3 separate regions of the Homo sapiens genome follow, and all the other regions are linked to region 3. Evidence: chromatin loops called from intact Hi-C (ENCODE). Cell type or tissue: mammary epithelial cell. All regions are shown on one strand. Each heading gives the region's core, and the rest is flanking DNA. Links, peaks and the distances in the headings are about the cores only. Region 1 overlaps ATAD2B (ATPase family AAA domain containing 2B). Region 2 has its middle 33 kb from the start of KLHL29. Region 3 holds the start of LOC107985792 (a long non-coding RNA gene).

Region 1 (6,883 bases), core at 968-5,967, 560 kb after region 3:
AAACCTTCAGAAGATTTTTCAAATATTAGCTCTACCTTCTTTATCCAGTTCTGCATCTTTAACCTCCACATCAGAGCCAGGTTCTAACTTCTCATTATTGCTACATTCCAGTGCCTCTAGTTTCTCAAGATCATCTCCATGATTTTCAGTCGAAGTTTCTGGTTTTTCTTTTGACTGGTCCTCCAGAAGAATCTTTTGTTCAGAACTACATTTATCTCCACTATCACAGAAAGAAACTACTTCAAGCTTGCCATTCTGACATTCCAGAACTGGTATTCCTTCAAAACTGTCAGTGGAAGCCTCACCATTTAGACAATTTCCTTTAAGGAAAGTCTCTTTCCTGGAGGTCTGCTCCGGGTTTAAGGAACTGCTGCTGTTGACCAGTAGAGATTCATTTGAACTTTCCTCCTCAGTAGATGCAAAGTTCTCTTTTGTGCCTGCTCCATTGTTAAGCCTCTGCCCCTGGTCCAAGTCCATGATGTCACAGGATGATTCATCATTGGTCATAGATAAGTCTCCAGTCTCTTCTCCATTTTCCTCATGGCAGTCAGTGCTTACCTCAAACTCTCCATTCTCTAATAATTTCCTGTCCTCCGTATGGTTCTCATAGTCTGCAAATTTGGTGTCTTCTTCATCTTTTTTTAAATTATTAACTTTCCTTTTCTTAATAATTCCTTTACCCCACTGTGATCTCCGCCTTGATTTTCTCCGAACCCGAACTGTTTTACAAGGAAGGAAAAAAGATATGTAGAACTTGGAATGCAATACCAATTTTACATATGTTTATTAAACAGGACCCAAAAGAAAGTAAACCCATGCTGATGTAACACACAAAAACTACTTAGCTCTTGACATTCATGCTGACTAATCCTTGCAACCTACAAATGGAATGGATATGAAGTCAGGGATGAACTCTGCAGAATAAAACATTTTTTAATGTATTTCCTGTATGAGTTTATTCAGCACTAATCTTTTCTACTATCCTAGATCCTACTTTACTACTGTTCCTAATTTTCAACATCCAAAAGCCACGCATATAATATACACATTTAAAGAATGACCACATTACCAGGCTGCCAGAAAGTTTGGGGCCAAAGCCCTGGATTTCCACCAGGAAGGTGGATGTTTTACTAGCAAAAGGTAGCTCCTAAATCATGAAAGAAAATAAAGACATGATTCAATATAGCATAACAGAACAGTTAAGGGTATCCTCACAAAGAAACCTCTCCTTCCAGAAAAAGGAATCACCCAAAGTTAAGTATGACCATGGATAGATGCCTTATGAAGGTTATTTGGACAATTTGGTGAGCCAACTGTTAATCTCTTCTAGCACAAACAGTTCACCCAGCAGCATCAATTTCTTGCAAAGTTATTTGAGAATATGTAGGAAAACTAAGCCCTCTGCTATCAAGGCAACAACAACAACATAAACAAAACACTGAAAATAAATACTTGGTCACTTATGTGAAAAGGGAGGCCTACAAAAGTTGTAAGGACTATACTCTTAGATGCTAGAAACTATCATGAGCTTTATGAGTAGGCAGCTAGGGCCTCTAGGTATTAATGGACCCTGGAATTTTTAATTTCTCACATATGTATCAAATTGAGGTAGATGGTTAAGCAAGTCTACCTCATTGTCCCTTAAATAAACAAAAAGTTAACTTTTATAATTTGGGACACTTGCATAATACAGTTAAGTGTTCTTCAGAACACTTAAATACAAAAATTATTAAAGCAAACCACTTATGCTAGAGCTGAATCACTTCTGGTATCTAACCCCAAATTCTAAATACTAGTTTGTTGAAAGTATCAGAATAAAAATATTCATTTTTTCTGTGGTTATGAACATAATAATTTTAACTTAAAAAAAGACAATATATATGTTTAATACATCAAAGCTGAAAAGCTTCCTGGGCAAAGATATTTTTTAAAGAAAATATAAATATGAAATCACTAACTGTAGGCTGTTTAATCTGTAGTTTAAAAATTGCTTTATAGAGACAGAAAGGAATATGGTCTTTTAATGACAACCCTTGTTTCTTATATTCACACTGCTTAATATGAATTTAGAATCTATCAACAGTGTAGTGTATTTACATACTTATTTAATCCTTTCATCTTTAATTCCTGCTGCATCTCTGTAAATTCACAAGAAATAGATAAATTTAGTTATAAATATTACTCTTCTTTCTTACCTAAGAATATATCTCCTAAAGGTTTCTGAAATCATCTCCAAAATTCAGGTTATTGAGTCATTTGGCTCAACATGTATTTTTCCTTCAAAACTGTAATCCTGTTAGCACTAACTCTTCATTCTTTTCCCCTATTAATTTCTATTTATATAATTTAAAGTTACAGGGTAATTAGCATAGAGAAGAAAATTTCTGTATTAATCTACTGTTAAAATCTGGTACACAGGCTCAGGTGATGGGCATTTGTAAACATCCCATTAGCTATAAGAAAAACTAATCTAGTCCATATAAAAAATAAAAAGCATTCAGCTTGCTCTGACTCTGCAAGTTAGCGCTATTAGGCTTTTACTACCTGACAGGCCATTCCTGACACCATAACCTCTCTTATTCTGCAACCATGTAACTGAAAGTACAATAGGTTCCCTTTTTCTTTCCTAAGCCATGAAACTAGAGCAAAATGAAGCTGAACTCTGCTCAATCAGGAGTCACCTCAACTACCTGACATGCAGTACATAAGCAAAGGCTGGGAGCCCTGCTGAAGCAAGTTACTGCAGGATAGACCTGGCTAATACGGTAAGAGAAAATGGTCTTAATCTTTGGGAAGTAGGACTGGAGGTATTTTTCTCTTCCTTATATAATTATTTCTAATGGTTGGTATAATTTTGGCAAAATAAGAGAAACAGACCACATTAGCTCCACAAGAAGAGATTTTTGTTTTAGTCACTGATGTATCTTCACAGTACCTGGCATGTGGCAAGAGTATATATTAGTATTTGTGGACCTAATGCTTAATATACCATTTCCAGCTAGGCATGGTGGCTCACACCTGTACTTCCAGCACTTTGGGAGGCCGAGGCTGACGGATCACTTGAAGTCAGGAGTTCGAGACCTACCTGACCAACATGGTAAAACCCCATCTCTACTAAAAATACAAAAAAATGAGCCAGGTGTGCTGGCAGGCGCCTGTCGTCCCAGTAGCTTGGGAAGCTGAGGTGGGAGAATTGCTTGAACCTGAGGAGGCGGAGGTTGCAGCGAGCCAAGACTGAGCCACTGCACTCCAGCCTGGGCAACAGAGAGAGACTCTGTCTCAAGAAAAAAAAAAAAAATAAATAAATTTATATATATACACACACACACACACACACACACACACACATATACACACACACACACACATACACACACACACACACACACCACTTCCTTCATCGGGGTGCTCTGTGTGAAAAGTCCATTTAGAGACACGATCTTTAGAGTCAATTTTTATAGCATCACTGAGTTTGTTTCCAAAACTAAGGCCTTAGGAAAGCAACTACGCCTTAGGGACATTCAGATTTCTTATTTAAGTTAATGTAAAACAGAAAAATTATGGGTCGCATATGCCATCTACTGGTAAGAGAAAACAAAACTCATATTTGTAGATTCAAAAAGTTTTTAAAATATTTAAAGGCACTTAAAACTTCTTCAAGTGAATAGTCAATGTATTTTCATTCATAAATATTTGTAGCAGATGCATAGAATGTAAAGAATTTCAAAGTTTAAATTAGAGTACTACATTACACAATCCAAGTCATGATCTGAAATACAACTAGGCCAAATAGGCTTAATCAGTTTCACGGCATCATCGAGTCCTTTCTCAAACTTTCTCATATACAAATGCCACTTACCAAAAGGGGACAAGCTTTAAAAAGGTGGGTATAGTTTATTCATTCAAATTCAATGCCACTGGTGAAACAACATATTATAGCTAGCTTTACTGACAAAGTAGTTCAGGTTGAGTATCCAAAATCCAACACTTTTTGAGCACTGACATGTCGTTCAAAGTAACTGCTCGTTGGAGCATTTCAGATATCTGATTTTTGGATTAGGGATGCAGAACCAGTAAGTACAATGCAAATATTCCAAAATCCAAAAAAAATCCAAAATCCAAAACACTTCTGGGTCCCAAGCATTTTGGATAAGGGATACTTAACCTGGATTATCACCTTTATACCAGAAAAACAGCATGTATCTTCCAAGGAAGGCTATCTTTAGTGAAACAGAAGAACTCTATTAGAAAGACGCAGTGTTTATTAACATTTGACTTTTGGAAATGTTATAGATCAACATGAATGAGTACAAAAAAACTCCCAATTTTCCCTTTAAATACATCTCACAAAAACTACAAAGAAAAGAAGGCTGTGCCAATTTTTCAAACTGAACACAAAATAGTCTCTCAGAAAAATCAACTTCCTGTTGCCAGATCAGACACACCCACATGCGGGAGTGTCCATTTCCCACCCTAAAGAGAACATCCTGCATAGTGTACAAGGAGTGGAGGATAAGGACAGGGGCATATAAAAATTCTACTGGCTCCACATGGCTATCCAAAAACCAAAGTTTAAAACTGAAAATATTCAAGCCTAGTTCAATTGTCATAGCAAATAATATTGAATAGGGATAGAAAATAACAAATAAAGTTAAAGAAATATATTTCTGATTCAGCATTTACCTCACAAGCTCTTCTTCACCTCTGAAAAGAGATTAAAAGAGCTATGGGAAAAGAGCGGCACTTTGTTTTGTACCCAATTCCTAACATATCTACATCATTCTCAGTTGTTCTCACTACTGGATAACATGAGCTGAAATACTCACATGCACATTTATTTGCAGAGTTGTGCCACACATCCATTGGATTTCTTTGTTTGTGCCGAAATGCCTCTTCGACTCTAGTTTCTGTCTTCCGAGCTCCAGTACTATGAGGATTTATTTGTTCTGATGTTACTGATAAGCCTGCAAGCAGAAGATAAGCAATACCTCTTTAAATATTCCCAGCTACATAAACCAAAAGGTTTTTAAAAAAATCTCAAATACAAAACTGAGTTTTAAAGTCATTAATTATACTAGGGCAGTTTGCAGTTCCAATGAAAGCAGTGTCTTTTGTTTTAAGATGGGTAAGAAACTTAGATATAAAATCATAAAAATAAAACAATCTGGCAGGCCATGTTTACACTTAATCCCCAAAGGGGCCCTATTTTTATTCATTTTAATTCACAAAGAGGCACATTTTACATTATTATGACTGTGGAACAATAAGATTATATATTATCCAAAAATAATGACCTCTGCCATCTTAGAATGTACAACAGTCTACTGGGCTACTAAACCCCATTCCCGTGAACTGTTTCAAAATGCTATTTGCTTCCTGTCGCACCACACTGCAGTCAGTTTGGTTGTCCTGCATTATATTCCTAAGACTAATCATTCTATCTTAATTTTCTTCACTAGAGATTTATTTCTTCTATGTGGTCCTTAAGTTGGTTTTTCTCCAGGTTCTCTCTGTAACCACTTTTCTTCTTACTCTAATCTACACATTCCCCAGCGAAGTATCATTGTGTTCAGGTTCAATTACTATTATATAATAATTCTCAAATCTGTATCTTTAGCCCAAACATCTCTGATCCAGATATACAACTTCTGATCCATATATACAACTCCTTACTTCATATCTCCAACTGAATTTCCTAAAGATAGATCAAATTAAAGATAACTGGTTTATCTTTCCCTACAAAACAAAACAGTTTGTTCTTATAGATTCCCTATCTAGATTGGGAGTATTAGTATCTACTAAGTCACTCAACCAGTAATATGGCAGCCAGTTTTTATTCTTCCTTCACTTCACAGTGCTCTCCATCCCTGCGGCTACATCTCACTTATATTAATCTCTTCTAACTCCCTTCCTACTTCATTAATTAAAACCCTGGACTACTCCAACAGGTTTTTGTTCCCCAACAGCTTTACTGAGATACAATTTATATAACATAAAAATCACCTGTTTTAAGTGTACAATAAATAGTTTTTAGTAGATGTATAGAATTGTAAAATCACCACAGCAATCCAATTTTGGATAACTGTCCCAGGCAATGACTACTCCACTTTTTGTCTCTATAGACTTGCCTTTTCTGGACATTTTATATAAAAGAAATCATACAATATGTAGTCTTCTGGGTCTGGCTATTTTTACTTAGCATAATGTTTTGGGGTTTTTTTTGTTGAGACAACATCTTGCTCTGTCACCCAGGGTGGACTGCAGTGGCATGAACATGGCTCACTGCAGCCTCAACCTTCTGGGCTCAAGCAATCCTCCCAACTCGGCCTTCCAAATGGCTGGGATCACAAGTGTACACCACCACGCCTAGCTAATATTTCTCACTTTTTTGTAGAGATGGTATCTTGCCATGTTGCCCAGGCTGGTCTCAAACTCCTGGGCTCAAGCGATCCTCCAACCTCTGCCACCCAAAATGCTGGGATTACAGGCGTGAGCCACCATGTTCAGCCAGCATGTTTTTGAAGTTCGTCCATGTTGTACTGTGTAACAGTACTTTGTTCCCTTTTATTACTAAGTAGTATGCGCTTGTATGGGTATCCTATGTTTTCTTTACCAATTCACCAGCTGACAGACATCTGGGTTGTTTCCAGTTTGTGGTTATTATAAACAATGCTCCTATGAACATACAAATGTTTATGTGGACATATATTTTCATTTTTCTTGGGTAGATTCCTAAGAGTAGAATCACTGGGTCATACAGTAAATCCATGTTTAATTTTTTAGAAATTGCCAAACCATTTTCAAATGGGCTCCAACAGCTTTTAAACTGATCTTTCATCTTCCTACCCTGGCACATTGAAACCATGTTACTTCTTCCCGCCAA
Region 2 (6,883 bases), core at 1,305-6,304, 150 kb after region 3:
TGTCCTGGGGGACGGCTGGTGTCACTCTGGCACCTCAGAGGGACTCATCCTTTGGCCTCACGTCATGCTGTTCCCCTTCCTTCAACCTCGTGACCTGATCTGAATGACACACAGACTTCAGGGGTCAAACCCAAACTTCTGAGGAGGAAGAACCTCAAACTTATCATCTCCTTTACATTTTTCAGGGGAGGAAACAAGTTTTAAATCAGTATGTATACAGCAGACCCCCCTTATCCGCGGGGCATACGTTCCAAGCGCCCCAGTAGATGCCTGAAACTGCAAATAGTAATAAACCGTATGCACACACAGCTTTTTCTTATACATACATGCCTATGATAAAGTTTAGTTTATAAATTAGGCACAGTGAGAGATTAACAATAATAATGAAATAGGATATTTACAATAATATAGTATAATAAAAATTATGGGAATGCACCCTCTCTCTCAAAATATCTTATTGTACAGAACTCAACTATTTTCAGACCATGGTTGACAGTCAGTAACTGAAACTTCAGAAATCAAAACCACAGATTCAGGAGAGCCTGTTGCAGCGTAATCCTATCGTTAAAAGTACATGATATAGGCCGCCTGTAATCCCAGCACTTTGGGAAGCCAAGGTGGGCAAATGGCTTGAACCCAGGAGTTTCAGACCAGCCTGGGCAACATGGCAAAGCCTCATCTCTAATAAAAATATTTTAAAAATAATCCAGGAGTGGTGGTGTGCACCTGTAGCTACTTAAGAGTCTGAGGTAGGATGACTGTTTGAGCCCAGGGGGTGGAAGTTACAGTGAGCCATGATTGCACCACTGCACTCCAGCTTGGGTGAGAAAGCAAGACCCGATTTCAAAAAAAAAAAGTATCTTATATATTAATATAACAAGTATTTATGTGTGCATATATACAGAAGGGGGAAATGTCTGGCAGATATTTACCAACGGTTTATCCTCTTCTGAGTTCATTCATTCCTTTCAATACTTATAAAGACCTTCCATATTAGAAACTGTACTGAAACTCAGTGTCAAAATGTTATTAATTTGATATAACTAATTTAATTTTTTCTTCATTCCCTTTTTTATGTATATTCATATTTTCTCAGTTTTAAAGAATAATGATAACGCACCAAAGAAAAAGCTTCGAAACCAGGCCCCTTGGCCCCCAGGCAGACTCTCTGCCCACCTCCCCCGCTTCCTTCTCCCCAGCTCCTCCCCTCCAGGCTAGGCACCCTGTTTGAGAATCTTCAGACTTCTGCAGGAGCATTTGCACCTGAAGTACCTGTCCCATTTTTTCCCCTCTGATCCCCATGTCCCCTTGGAGCTCAGATGAAGCCCCACCTGGCCTCTCCAGGTCCCGGGACTCCCCAGCATTGGGGTCTGGACAGCTGTGCAGGGCCCCGTCATCTTGCAGAGGTGATATCGCTCTCAGTTCATGCAGCACCGAAGAGGCAGTAAAGGAGATAAACAGAATTTCTGCTCAATGAGTTGATGATAATAATAAATAAGGCCTTTTCTCCAAAGACTTGAAATCTGCTGGCTCATTTCAATGCACAAAATTATTCGTTTAAAAAATTCTCCCCACAGACTTGAAATAGGTGGGGGATTAGTAATCATTAACCCCATTTTGCAGATGGAGAAACCAGGACCCAGCGGGAGCTGGAGCCCACAATGACTGGCAAAGCAGGTGTCCTGACTCCCTGGCCAGTGCCCTATTTGGAGAGGGTACAGTCACAGCCCCAAGCTGCCACTGTAGGCACAGGACCAGAAAGCCATTCCTAGATCCTCAGGAGTCGATACTGAATCCACCACCCAGCTCGCGAACTGCTTCCTTCCTCTGACTCAGAGTTCCCTAAGGCCCAGACTAGCATCTTCTCTTCCCTTTCTCTATCCTTCCAAGACTGAGCAAAGCAAACACAAGGCCCAGAATCCCCTTCTGCCTCCCGCCTCCCCACTGAATGTGCTCAGAACAGGGTTCCCTGAAGGCCCCCGGCACTTGGGGATGGATGATGCTTGGATCAGCTGAACCCCGGCAGGACAACGTCTCTGGTCCAGGCACTTTTATTTTCCAGAAGAATCCTGCCCACCCAGGGAGACTGAGAGGCAGCCATGTGGCTCAGAGCAGGGAGAGGACATCCTTCTCCTGCTCTGCCTTTGACTGTCAGAGCTTCCAGCCTCCGGGTAACCATGGTAATCGGCAGCATTAACCGCAGCAGTGACAGGAGCCTCAGCAGGCCCACTCTGACCTGCTCCACTGCAGATGGTGCACCGCCGGCTTCCCGCAGCTTCGGTGGGGAGCTGTGACCGGCTGCCAAGCCCCTGCTGCACTCACCTGCACACCTGCTGCCTGGGCCCAGAGGTTGCAAAGGGTGGTCTGTTGCCCAGACCCAAGAGTCAATGCTAGAGAGATAAAGGGGCCTTGAACCTCCTGCAACCCTTCACAGGGCCTGGTCAAAAGAGGTCCAGGATGCAGTCCAAAAGCATAGTTGCCACGTCAGCGGAAGCTGTGGGCCTGGGCTTTTTCTCTGGACCCGCCACTTTTCCAGTCTTAGTCCCGACACCAAAGGTGGCAGCCATCCTCCAGTCACCTCAGGAGGCCAGCCCGACCTGAGCCAGTGAGGGCCTCTCATGTCAGAAATTGGGGCCATCCACAGTCATCTTCTGCTCTCTTTACAGGGCCATGCTGAGGAAGCCACAGCAGAGCCATTCTTGACCAGTTGGATGCTGCCACCCACCCACCCCACGGGGCCCATCAGCTCCACTGGCCCATGTGTTTCCAGGTCTCTGACAACAGCTGCATGTCCTGCCAGCCTGATCGTTCTTATTCCTGAGTTCCCTTCCCTCCTTTTAAGCACTGAACGAATCCCAGAGCTGAGCCCCTGCCCAGAACCCAGGGGTCTGTCCTTTGCAGCTCTGAGGGCCAGAGGGGACTGCACACAGGGAAACAAATCCAAGACCTTCTACATTTCTCAGGTCCTTGAGTGCTTCTCTCTGCTCCCAGCCTCCCTGCCCTCCAGAGGCCAGCCCCGGGTTAAACAGGGGTTGCACAGGCCAGAGACCGCATCCCGGATTCCAGACCCACGCGGCTGGAACAGGCTCCGCAAATTCTGCCAAACTATGCGAAGCATTCTTAGGTCCAGCTTCTTCTGAGAAATCTCAAAATGGAGAGGACAAAGGCAAAGACAGTGAGTTTCCCAGGAAGCCCCAAAGCCCTGGCTTCCGCCCAAACTCGTTTGCGGCCCTGGGAGTCCGTGGTGGGGACGGAGAACGACGTGGCACTCCCTCTAGCGGCAAACGTCTCGCACAGAGCCCGGCATCTCTGCGGCCGGAGGCTCGCCTGCCGCATGCTCTCCTGCCAGGGCCACGCAGCCTGCCCTCCTCTCCCGGGGAGGGGAGATCTGCTCAGCAACTCCCCTGTGGCCATGGAAGAGGGGCTGTCGGGTGTCGGGGGAGGAGACCCCCCTCCGGCCTCAAAGCAATTCCCAGCCAGGCCTTCACAGCTGCATCCTGGCGCCTGGGAGGGAGGTCACCACGCTGCCTTCTGCCTTGATTAGGCCGGTAACAGTCAGGAAAGCCCTGGGGCTCACCCGAACCGAGCTGTCTACAGACAAATCACAGGCTCGGAGCTGCTTCACCAAGCCGAGCACAGTCTCCTGTTTCCAGCACTGACTTCCCAGGAAGCCTGGCCGGTTGCCCTGCGCGGTCCCCTCTGGACCTTCTTCAGCCTCTGACACCCCTGCTAGGATTCCATGGTTGGCTCCTGTGCCCTCCACCCCATTCTTTGGGGACACATGTTCTTACGCATCTCTGTACCCCAGCAACCCGCACAGTAATTGTCTATTGAATTCATATAAGAATGAAGAAATAAAACAGTATTTGCTGTTACAAAAGATGTTTCTCCACACAGAGAGTTCTTCACCAGAATCCCCGGGAGGCTCTGCCTGCACCCAGGGAGCTCCATGAGGTCTTCACCGTGCTCCTCCCTTTGTTCCACCCTGTCCTGCCCCAACTAAACTTAGTTGCTTGAGGATAAAGGCTAAGTCTAATCCGTCTCTGGTCCAGAGTCCTGAAGAATGCTGAGAAACATTTAAGGGAGGGAGGAAGAGAGGGAAGGGGAAAGAGAGGGAGGATGGACCCTAATCAAAGTGGGCATTTGACACAAAGCCAATCTCCTTGGTCTGTTTAGCCAGTCTATCTGTCTTCAGAGAGCAAGGGTGCTCTTAACTCCATTAATTAATTAATTTTAATTGTAACAGTTTCACTGAAATATAATTCACATATCATTAGAATTTACCCATTTAAAATACAAGTCGACTGGGCATGGTGGCTCACGCTTGTAATCCCAGCACTTTGGGAGGCCGAGGCGGGCAGATCACCCGAGGTCGGGAGTTCGAGAGCAGCCTGACCAGCATGGAGAAACCCCGTCTCTACTAAAAATACAAAATTAGCCTGGCGTGGTGGCACATGCCTGTAATCTCAGCTACTTGGGAGGCTGAGGCAGGAGAATCGCTTGAACCATGGAGTCGGAGGTTTTGGTGAACCGAGATTGCACCATTGCGCTCCAGACTGGGCAACAAAAGCAAAACTCTGTCTCAGAAAATAAAATAGAATAAAATACAAGTCGGTGGTTTTGAGTGTATTCAAAAAGTTGCACATCCATCAACACCATTTCAGAACATTTTCATTACCTCCAAACATCCACTAGCAGTCGCTTCCCATTCCCTCCAAACCCCTCAGCCCTAGGCAACCACTTATCTACTCTCTGTCTCTGGATTGGCCTATTCTGGACATTTCATAAAGTGGAATCTTACAATCTATGTTGTTTTGTGACTGGCTTCTTTCACTTAGCAGAATGTTTTCAAGGTTCTTCCATGGTGTCCATGTATCAGTACTCTATTTATTTTTATTGCCAAATATTATGTGATAAATACATGGGTTTTTTTGTTTTTTGTTTTGTTTTGAGATGGAGTCTCACTCTGTCTCCAGGGTAGAGTGCAGTGGTGCAATCTCGGCTCACTGCAACCTGTACATGTTATTTTTCCCCTCATTAGTTGATAGACATTTGGGTTGTTTCCACTTTTTGGAATTATGAATAATTTTATTTTTATGATATTAAAAAAATTGTTTGAAGCTTTCCCTGCTTCCAAAGAGGATCTGGGGTAGTCTATCATAAAAATGGTAAAGACATAATAAAATCTTACACTATTCATATGGACATTAATATTTAATATTGAGCTTCCTTGGCTCACTGCAACCTCTGCCTCCCGGGTTCAAGCGATTCTCCTGCCTTAGCCTCCCAACCAAGTAGCTGGGACTATAGGCACACGCCACCACACTCAGCTAATTTTTGTATTTTTAGTAGAGATGGAGTTTCACCATGTTGGCCAGGATAGTCTCGATCGCTTGGGGTATCATGGTGGATAAGACAAATACAGACTTGCCCTTTGGAACACAGGATCCAAGGAGGGAGCATGGCCCTAACCAAGCGGACAACTTGGTATTTCCAAAATGTGAAGTGCTGCAAGGAAAAGGAAGAGGGAGCTGCGATGAGGAACCTCAAAGAAGGCAGAGAACATGCTCACATGAGTGGTCAGGGAAGCCCCAGGAAGGAGGTAGCTTGGAAGTTGAGACCCTAAGAAGGAGCCAGCCATGTAGTCAGAGGGAGGATGATATTTATGGCACAGGGAATCACATGAGCAAGAGCTCCAGGGTGAAAGGGAGCCTAGTGTGGTCCAGGAACAGGGAAAAGCATCGAGGCTCGACTGTGGGGAAAGGGCAGGAGGCACAAGACAGGGTCGCAGAGATCCACGGATGCCTCATGGATCAAGACAGGGAGCTGGAATTTTACTCAAGTACAATAGGAATTCAATGAGAAGTTTTGGAAAGGAGAGTAATGAGAATCGATTTAAGTTTTGAAATGACTGTTGTGTGGAGACTGAATTGAAAAGCAAAAGAAGACACAGGAAACCCTGCTGGGAGGATTTCGTGTGTCCAGAAGGGATGCCTCTATGGGATGGCGGTCAAGTTGGAGAGAAGTGAGGAGACTCAACATATATGGTGGAAGTAAAAAGAACCAGACTACCTGGGAAATTGCTTATGGGGCAGGAAAAAAACCTAAAGAAGAGGGAGGCATCACAGACAGCTTCCAGATTTTAGTTTATGGAACTAGATAAAAGACTGCACCAACTACTGAGGTGGAAAGAATGGAATGGGTTTGGAGAAAGATCCAGAGTTCTATTAGAGACACACCTGGCTTAAGTCGTGTGTGCAACACCCGCATGCAGCTGCCGAGCAGGCCACTGGATATAAGAGGCTAAAGCGCTGAGAGGAGGCCTTCCTGGAGATGCAAATTAGGGACTGTCAGAATCAGAGTGACATTTGCAGGCTTGGTTATGGAGGAGATCACCTGGGAAGATCTTTGAAGCTTATGAAGCGATCTTCCCAGGTACCAAATCAATAAGCCAGTTCTGCCCGTTTGGAGGGAGAAAAAAAATCCCAGATGAGTCTAGCCTTTTGGTGTGTGTAAATTAATGAGTTTGATGGAGCCACGTTTTCTCCAGTCAGTTATGGCTTTGTTTCCATGCATGCCCACACAGATACACAAAACAGCACTCATGACCCCCAAGGAGCCAGGCCCTCACCAAGTGGACAACTCAGTCCTTCCAAAATGTGAAGTGCTACAAGGAAAAGGAAGAAGGAGATGCAATGAGGAACCTCAAAGTGGGCAGAGAACATGCTCACATGAGTGGTCAGGGAAGCCCCAGCAAGGAGGTGACTTGGAAGTTGAGACTCTTAAGAAGGAGCCAGCCATGTGGTCAGAGGGAGGATGATATTTATGGCGCAAGGAATGGCATGAGCAAGAGCTCCAGGGTGAAAAAGAGCCGGGTGTGGTC
Region 3 (6,883 bases), core at 708-5,707:
GTGTAATTTTCTATTTGTGGCATCAAGTCAGCACTCAAAAAATGTTGGATTTTGAAGCATTTCAGATTTCAGATTTTTGGATCAGGGGTGCTCAACATGTAGTCCATAATTTCCAGAAGAGTTGGGGTTGAGCCATCCATAATTTTTAACGGGCAAAAATGGCACCATGGGAGTGGGAGACTGTGGTAAGTTAAAGATGAATAGTGTCATCACTACAACAATCATTTTAAAAATAGTACAAATAGGTATAACAAAAAGATCAATAGTAAAGGTACAATGGAATACTAAAAATGCTTCATTCACGCAAAACAAGGAAGAATGAATAAAGGAGAAAAAGATAAAAAGATACAAAAGACAGAATGGAAAATACAAAATAATAACATGATGTTAGACTTAAAAGCAATCATATCAGTAAGTATGCATATTAACTAAATGTTCTTTTTAAGAAGCAGAAATTATCAGACTGAATGAAAAGCAAGAAAAGCCTTTATGTTGCTTTCAGTAAACATAATTTTAATATAAAGACACAGATAGATTGAAAGTAAAATATGGAAAACAATATACTATACAAACATTAAGTATAAGAAAAATAGTGTAGCTATATTAAAGTAGACTTCAAGACACAGAATTCTAGTAGAGATATAAAAGGACATTTTATTATTATAAAAGTTTCAGTCCATTAAAGATATATAAACATCTTAAATGTGTATGCACCTTAAAACAGAGCTTCAAAATATCTGAAGCAAAAAGTGGCTGTGCTAAAAAGATAAATAGACAAATCCACAAAGATAAATGGAGACTTTAAATTCTCTTCTCTCAATAGTTGATAGAACAAGTTGAAGAAAAAAAAAGGAGAGAGCAGATAGAAGATCTGCACAACTCAATCAACCAGCTTCATGGAACTGACATTTATAAAACAGACCAAAAACTGTAAAATATACATTTTTTTGCAAGTGCACAGAAAATGTCCCAAAAAACCATATGCTAGGCCATTAGAAAGTCTCAATAAATTTCAAAAGACCAATAACATAAAGAGTATATTCTCTGGTGACAACGGCATTAAATTAGATACTAATCTCAATAGCACACCAAGAAAATCACCCCAATATTTGGAAATTAAACATACTGCTAAATAGTCCAAAGATCAAAGAATAAATTACAAAAGAAAGCACAGAATATTTTCAGTGGAATGTTAACAATTTCAAATTGTGTAGGCTATACCTAAAGCAGTGCTAACAGGGAAATGTATAGCTTCAGAAGCCTATCTCAGGAAACAGGAAACACATTAGAGCAATCATCTAAACCACGACCTTAAGAGGCTAAGAAATGAAGAGTAAATTAAACCCAGAGTAGGTACAAGAAATAAGACAATAAATAGATGACAAATAAATGCAACGGAAAGAGACAACCAATAAAGACAATCAGCAAAGTCAGAGGTTGTTTTTTGGAAAAAGTTAATAATGTTGATAATCTCCTCAGTTTGAATGATCAAGAAGTAAAGGAGAAAGTAAACCACAAATTGCCAGTATCAGAAGTACAATAAGGAAGATCTTCAGAGATCCTATAGACAAATATAATAAAAGGAGCAACTTTATGCCTCCAAATTTGACTTAGATAAAAGAGAAACATTTGTTGAAAGCTCAACCTAAAATGTACACAAGAAGAATTTTAAAATATAAACAGCCCCGTATCTATGAAACAAATTGATTTGTCATCAAAACTATGAATTTTGTTAAACACTAAGGAGGAAGGAGTGCCAAACTTAACACAAACACTTCCAGAAAATAAAGAAGAAGGAACAAATCCCACCTTGCTTGATAAAGCCAGCATGACCCTGATATCAAAATCATTTGGTATCAGTTTTTAACCAGGCGTATTTTTCCAACTGCTTTACCTAAACTAACCCTATCTAATCCTCACAATAGCCCTAAACTGTAAATATTCATTATTATCCCTATTTTACAAATGAGAAAACAGAGGCACAGAGAGGTTAGAAACTTGCCCAAGGCCACACAGTTATTAAGCAGTGGGACCACGAGACTAATACAAGCCAACTGTTTCTCAAGTCTACTTCCTAAGCACCACACTATACTTCCTCCTTAATACTAAATTAGATCAAAACAGTGAGCGTGTGCAGCACAACGCTTGGGACAGCATGAACTTATTAAATAAACTGAACGTCCAGTGGGAAGCTAGAAATACAAAACTGAAGCTCAAACTGGACCAACACATCGCAGCCGAGGACCTGTAAGCATTCCACTTCAGTTCTTGAATATGAATTCATTTGACCCAGCGCATAGCTGTGTGCACACCCATGCACACTCATGTGTGCAAGAGTCCCAGTGAGGCAGTTTACAATTTGAAAGTGCAAGCCTACCACACTGGATAAGGAAACGGAAGACAACTGTCCTTATCTCTCTCTCCAGCCCTCCCTGATCCCTGCAGTCCTTGCCAATGCACTAAGAGACTTGTCACACGATAATGAAAAACTGAAATGTGATGGATTCAATTACAATTTATATTTTCACTTAACAATCAATTACCTTCCCCTTGTTGGTGGAACATCATTAAGCGATGATACCAGCTCTGGAGAGAAATCCTCTTGGGGAGGGGAGCAGCTAGCCCAGAGAGAGTTGAACAGGGTTTTGAGTCTCCCAGGAATCTGGGCAGAGGGAAGAGAGGCACGGAGCAGGAATAGTGGAAGGATTGACTTCCTGGGGCTGCCCAGGGGTGAGAAAAGAGGTGTTCTCTGCCTGTCTGTGCCAAGAAAGAAGGGGTTAGGGAATCCCCACCTTTCTCTGGACCCTCTTCGTCTACCTGTGGGGGCGTCCCTGGGATCTAAAATAAACAAGAAAGTTGAAGCTCCCCCTTGGATGTCACCCAGAGAAGCTGATCCTGAAGTTAAATATTTGCAAAGCGGGGGTGAGCAAGATAGACTTGCTGAGGACCCAGCAAGGGTGCACTAGGGCACAGGCAGCCTCCACTAAGATCCTTCAAGAGGTTGGGGGAGGCTCCATGTTTGCTTGCTCCCCAGGTGGGCTTTGTAGAACTTAAGAGGCTCTCTGGGGCTCGGCCTCTTGGAAACAGCAGCGATAAGCCCTGCACAGATGGAGCAGCCTCCAGACAGCAGCCGCCTGGGAGGATGAAAATTGAAATCCCAGCTTTCCTTCAGAAAGATGGAAAGAAGGGAGGGAATCCCAATGCAGAGTTCTCCATCTCTCTCACTTTCTCTCTCTCTCTCTTCTCCACAAGGGGGCGCACAGCCTGAAGCAGCTTCCCTTCTAACAACCCCCCAATTTTGCATTTTCAAGCATGCAAATCTGACTACGTCATTTATGCTTAAAACCTCTCATTGCTATAAAATAAAGCCTAAATTATTTAGCATGGCATTTGAAGGGGATCAGAATATGCCACCCTGAAATATGTCCCTTTGGCATGTGGATTATTTTGAGCTGAAGGCAATTGAGAATCAACAGATGGAGGAAGAGTTCTCTGACCCCCGAATCTGTCTAAAAGCAGGGACAAATTTCCCTTTGTGAAGGTGACTCTCACCCTGCACTAGGAAGGGAGGGCAGAGTGACTCTTATCACCAGAGATGGGAGTCAATACCAAGATGAGTTGGCATAACAGACCTTACTAAAATAACCATTGTCTTCCACTAGTTCCCCAATATATTTCCTAGTCACTTCCCCATAATTTATCATCCCTTCAAAGCCCGAATTCTCTTTCCTTTGTTAAAATGGTATATAAACCCCTAAGTCTAACTGCCTCTTTGAGTTTCGCTGATTTTTTTCTGTGGACTCATGTTCACATAAATATTAATAAAAATTTTGTGCCTTTTCTCCTGTTATCTGTCTTTTGTCAGGCATGTAGGTTCAGTAACTGAACCTAAGAGGGTAGAAGAAAAGTTTTTCCTCCCTGACACATTCAAAGTCTTCTCAATCTTGCTTCTGTCTCACACACCTTCCAGGCCTCCTAAACTTGACCCCATTCTTTAACCACTAAGTGCCTCCTGGAATTTACAAACATTTTTTGCATTTTCACATCTTCTCCACTTGACCGCACTCTATTAAGCTTTTGAAGTTCCTTTGAATATTTCCCTCTCCTGAAGCCTTCCTTCAATGTCCCCAGGAGATTGATGCCTGCTTTACCTTGTTCTGAAGGCACTTTTATAATCCCACACCATTATAATAATTATGGCATAATGAATGTTCGTTCCTTTATTTATATCCTCTCTTCACAATGTTCACATTCTTTGTTTCATTAATTCCAAGTTGAAAAGCACACAGTAAAGAGAGAAAGCCTGAGAGCAGTAAGTTCTACTTCTATCCAGCTGTTTGCTCAGACAAATTGCTTAACAATTCAGCACCTCAGTTTCATCATCTGTAAAATGGGATTGCTATAACCTATCTCTTCAGTTGTAGCTACATGAAATGAGTTGCTGCATGAAAACCCCTTGGCTCAAATCCTGACTCACAGTAAGTGTTCAATAAATGCTGGTTATTAGCTATTTGATTTTTTGTTTACTTGGAATTTCATGAGCGTGTCCATTAAATCTTAATGATCTTTGTACCCAACGTCAAAAAGGCTATCACAGAGCTTGGTGTTTCATAAGCTCTCGAAAGAAAAACAAGATGTGTACCGAATGAATGAGCAGTCACTATGTACAGATATTGTGAAAACAGTCACTGCTGGTATTCAGAACTGCAAATACATAGTTTTGTGTAATATTTCAACTGCTGATCCTGTCAAATGTGCTTACGTGGAAGTATTGTGAAACATTTTAAGGGCTGATACTGTCAAATGCATTGAGGAACCACTGTGAATGTTGACATTGTCAAATGGGGTGTCAAACATGGTTATATGAAAACAATGTAACAGCAGCGTATGTGACATATAGATTTATATTAAAGATATTGTACCAAAGAGCAAGGTTAAAGCATAGCACAGTCCCAGTAAAATTCAAAGTCCTACCTTTCAGCTCATTGTGTTAAAACTACAATGGATCCAGAAATTAGGCACATATTAATTATTTTCAAAACATTATGTTGTTCTTGTGGTTGGGGGGGGAGGCACGTAAAATTTAGAATTAAGGGCTCCTAACTTAAGATTGCCCTAGGAGGAGTGGCAAAGGTGTCCCTCTTGCCCCACAGTGAGGCTTCTGCACACCTTTTAGTCTAACTTCATGGAGCTGGGGACTGCTGTGTGAGCAATGAGGTAGGGTGGTCTAGGTGTTCAGATGGCAATCTGGGTCTCTGGTCATAAAGGCTGGAGTCTGCCATTACTCAGGCAAGCCCCAGTAAGGGTCAGCAATGAGATGCTCTCTGTCCCTTTGCATAGGGGTTCTGATCTGGCAGTGACAGTGGGGATCCTCTAGGATGGCCTGGATGACATAACCCAACCCATGCCTCACCCAGAGCTCCACTGTGATGACATCCTAATTTCCAAGACCCTGGAATTGGCTTTCACACGTTATATTATTTTCTCTTTCTCAAAGGTAGCCATTGTTTTCCAGCTCAAAATCAAAATAAACACAAAAGACAAAAAAAAATCCTTTCCTTTACATTGCATTAACTTGTCTATTGTATCCAGGAGAGAAAAATTATGGTTCTTTTTTACATCTACTGGTCACATCATATCTGAAATCAAGTGTTCAGGTTAGGAAAGGGAATCATAGAATTACCTAAAATTTTTGGCATCAAGAATCACAAAATGTTTTTCTCCTCTGTTTATATCCTCTGTTTACAATGTTCACATTCTCTGTTTCATTAATTCCAAGCCTGGGAATTAACCCGTAGAAAATTATCCCTGATGTGGCAAAGATTCCAGAGATTTTCATCAGAGCATCATTTAAAATAGGAAAAACGTTATATAAGCTGGACATAATAAATATGTAATAATGATAGATTAGGTAAATTGAGAACAAATGGTGTAATGTGATATGGTGTGCGTCTATTGAAATGGAGTTTGAAAAAAGGTCTTGATATCAGAAAATATTTATAACATCAGAGAAAAACAGCAACACAAATTTTACACAAAATGAGTATGTTCGTGTATTTGTATCAGTGATATAAAACAATACAATGGTCCTACCTGGGTACTGTCATTATGTAAGATTTTTTAGGGTCTCTTCCATGTGTTTTCTATATTTTCTAAGTTTTCTACAACATTTCTTCTTGATGCTAATATGCATCCTTGCAGACTATTTGTGCATTTAATGCAGTGTTTCTTTTTTTTCTCCCTCTCACCCCAATTACTGTTAAATTGATGGTGTGTCTTAAGTCAATTGTATTTGTTTGCTAGGGCAACTGACATAATGAAGTACAACAAACTGGGTGGCTTAGACAACAGAAGTTAGAAGCCGGAGGTTGAAGATCAAGATGTGGGCAGGGCTGTTTTCTCCTGAGGCCTCTCTCCTTGCTTGTCCTCACAAGTCCTTTCCTCTGTGCATGCACATCCCTGGGGTCCCCTCGTCTTATAAAGACACCAGTCCTATTGGATCAGGGCCCCACCCTGATGACCTTGCCTCACCTTAATTACCTCTTTAAAGTCCTGTCTCCAAATACTGTCATGTTAGGGGTTAGGGTTTCAATGTATGAATTGGGGGGAAACACAATTCTGTCCGTAATATCAATGGGGTCTTAGAATCAAGAAAATGCAGCATAACTTTCACAATCCATGAAAAGAATGAGCATTTATTGAAGGAAACAAGAGCCATCACCACGCCTCCTCCTATGGCTGGGATGCTATGGCAGTCAGCTGACCCATCGCTGACCATTGCAGAGTCCAGGACAAACCATCAGGTGAGAGGTTAGACCTGGAATCCCTCTTCATCAACACGCCTCCCCCAATTCCCCAGTTCAAAAATGGCTCCACCATATTC

What was found. A loop is a pair of places that touch in the nucleus more often than their neighbours do. Peaks named below come from ENCODE experiments on the same cell type or tissue, not always from the same donor. Only the 100,000 strongest peaks of a DNase experiment are listed, where the experiment ranks them.
Region 1: a loop joins it to region 3, with 25 times the contacts of the local background. A loop is called at or near these places in 5 of 110 quality-filtered maps.
Region 2: it touches region 3 in a loop (12-fold over the local background); 11 of 110 quality-filtered maps call a loop at or near these places.

The regions. Positions count from the first base shown.
Region 1 is chr2:23,757,383-23,764,265 of GRCh38, forward strand. ATAD2B (ATPase family AAA domain containing 2B) reads right to left here. Exons shown (of 28, transcript NM_017552.4): 24 at 4,827-4,964; 25 at 36-719. Among named protein-coding and RNA genes, the nearest start is that of ATAD2B, 170 kb to the right of the region's middle. In mammary epithelial cell, for the core only: a CTCF peak has its summit at 3,573 (motif pointing left); no DNase peak of the experiment used is centred there.
Region 2 is chr2:23,348,427-23,355,309 of GRCh38, forward strand. No RefSeq gene overlaps it. Among named protein-coding and RNA genes, the nearest start is that of KLHL29, 33 kb to the right of the region's middle. In mammary epithelial cell, for the core only: a CTCF peak has its summit at 3,278 (motif pointing left); no DNase peak of the experiment used is centred there.
Region 3 is chr2:23,196,266-23,203,148 of GRCh38, forward strand. It overlaps LOC107985792 (a long non-coding RNA gene), which reads right to left and starts at 2,664. Exons shown (of 9, transcript NR_171639.1): 1 at 2,544-2,664. In mammary epithelial cell, for the core only: a CTCF peak has its summit at 3,247 (motif pointing right); no DNase peak of the experiment used is centred there.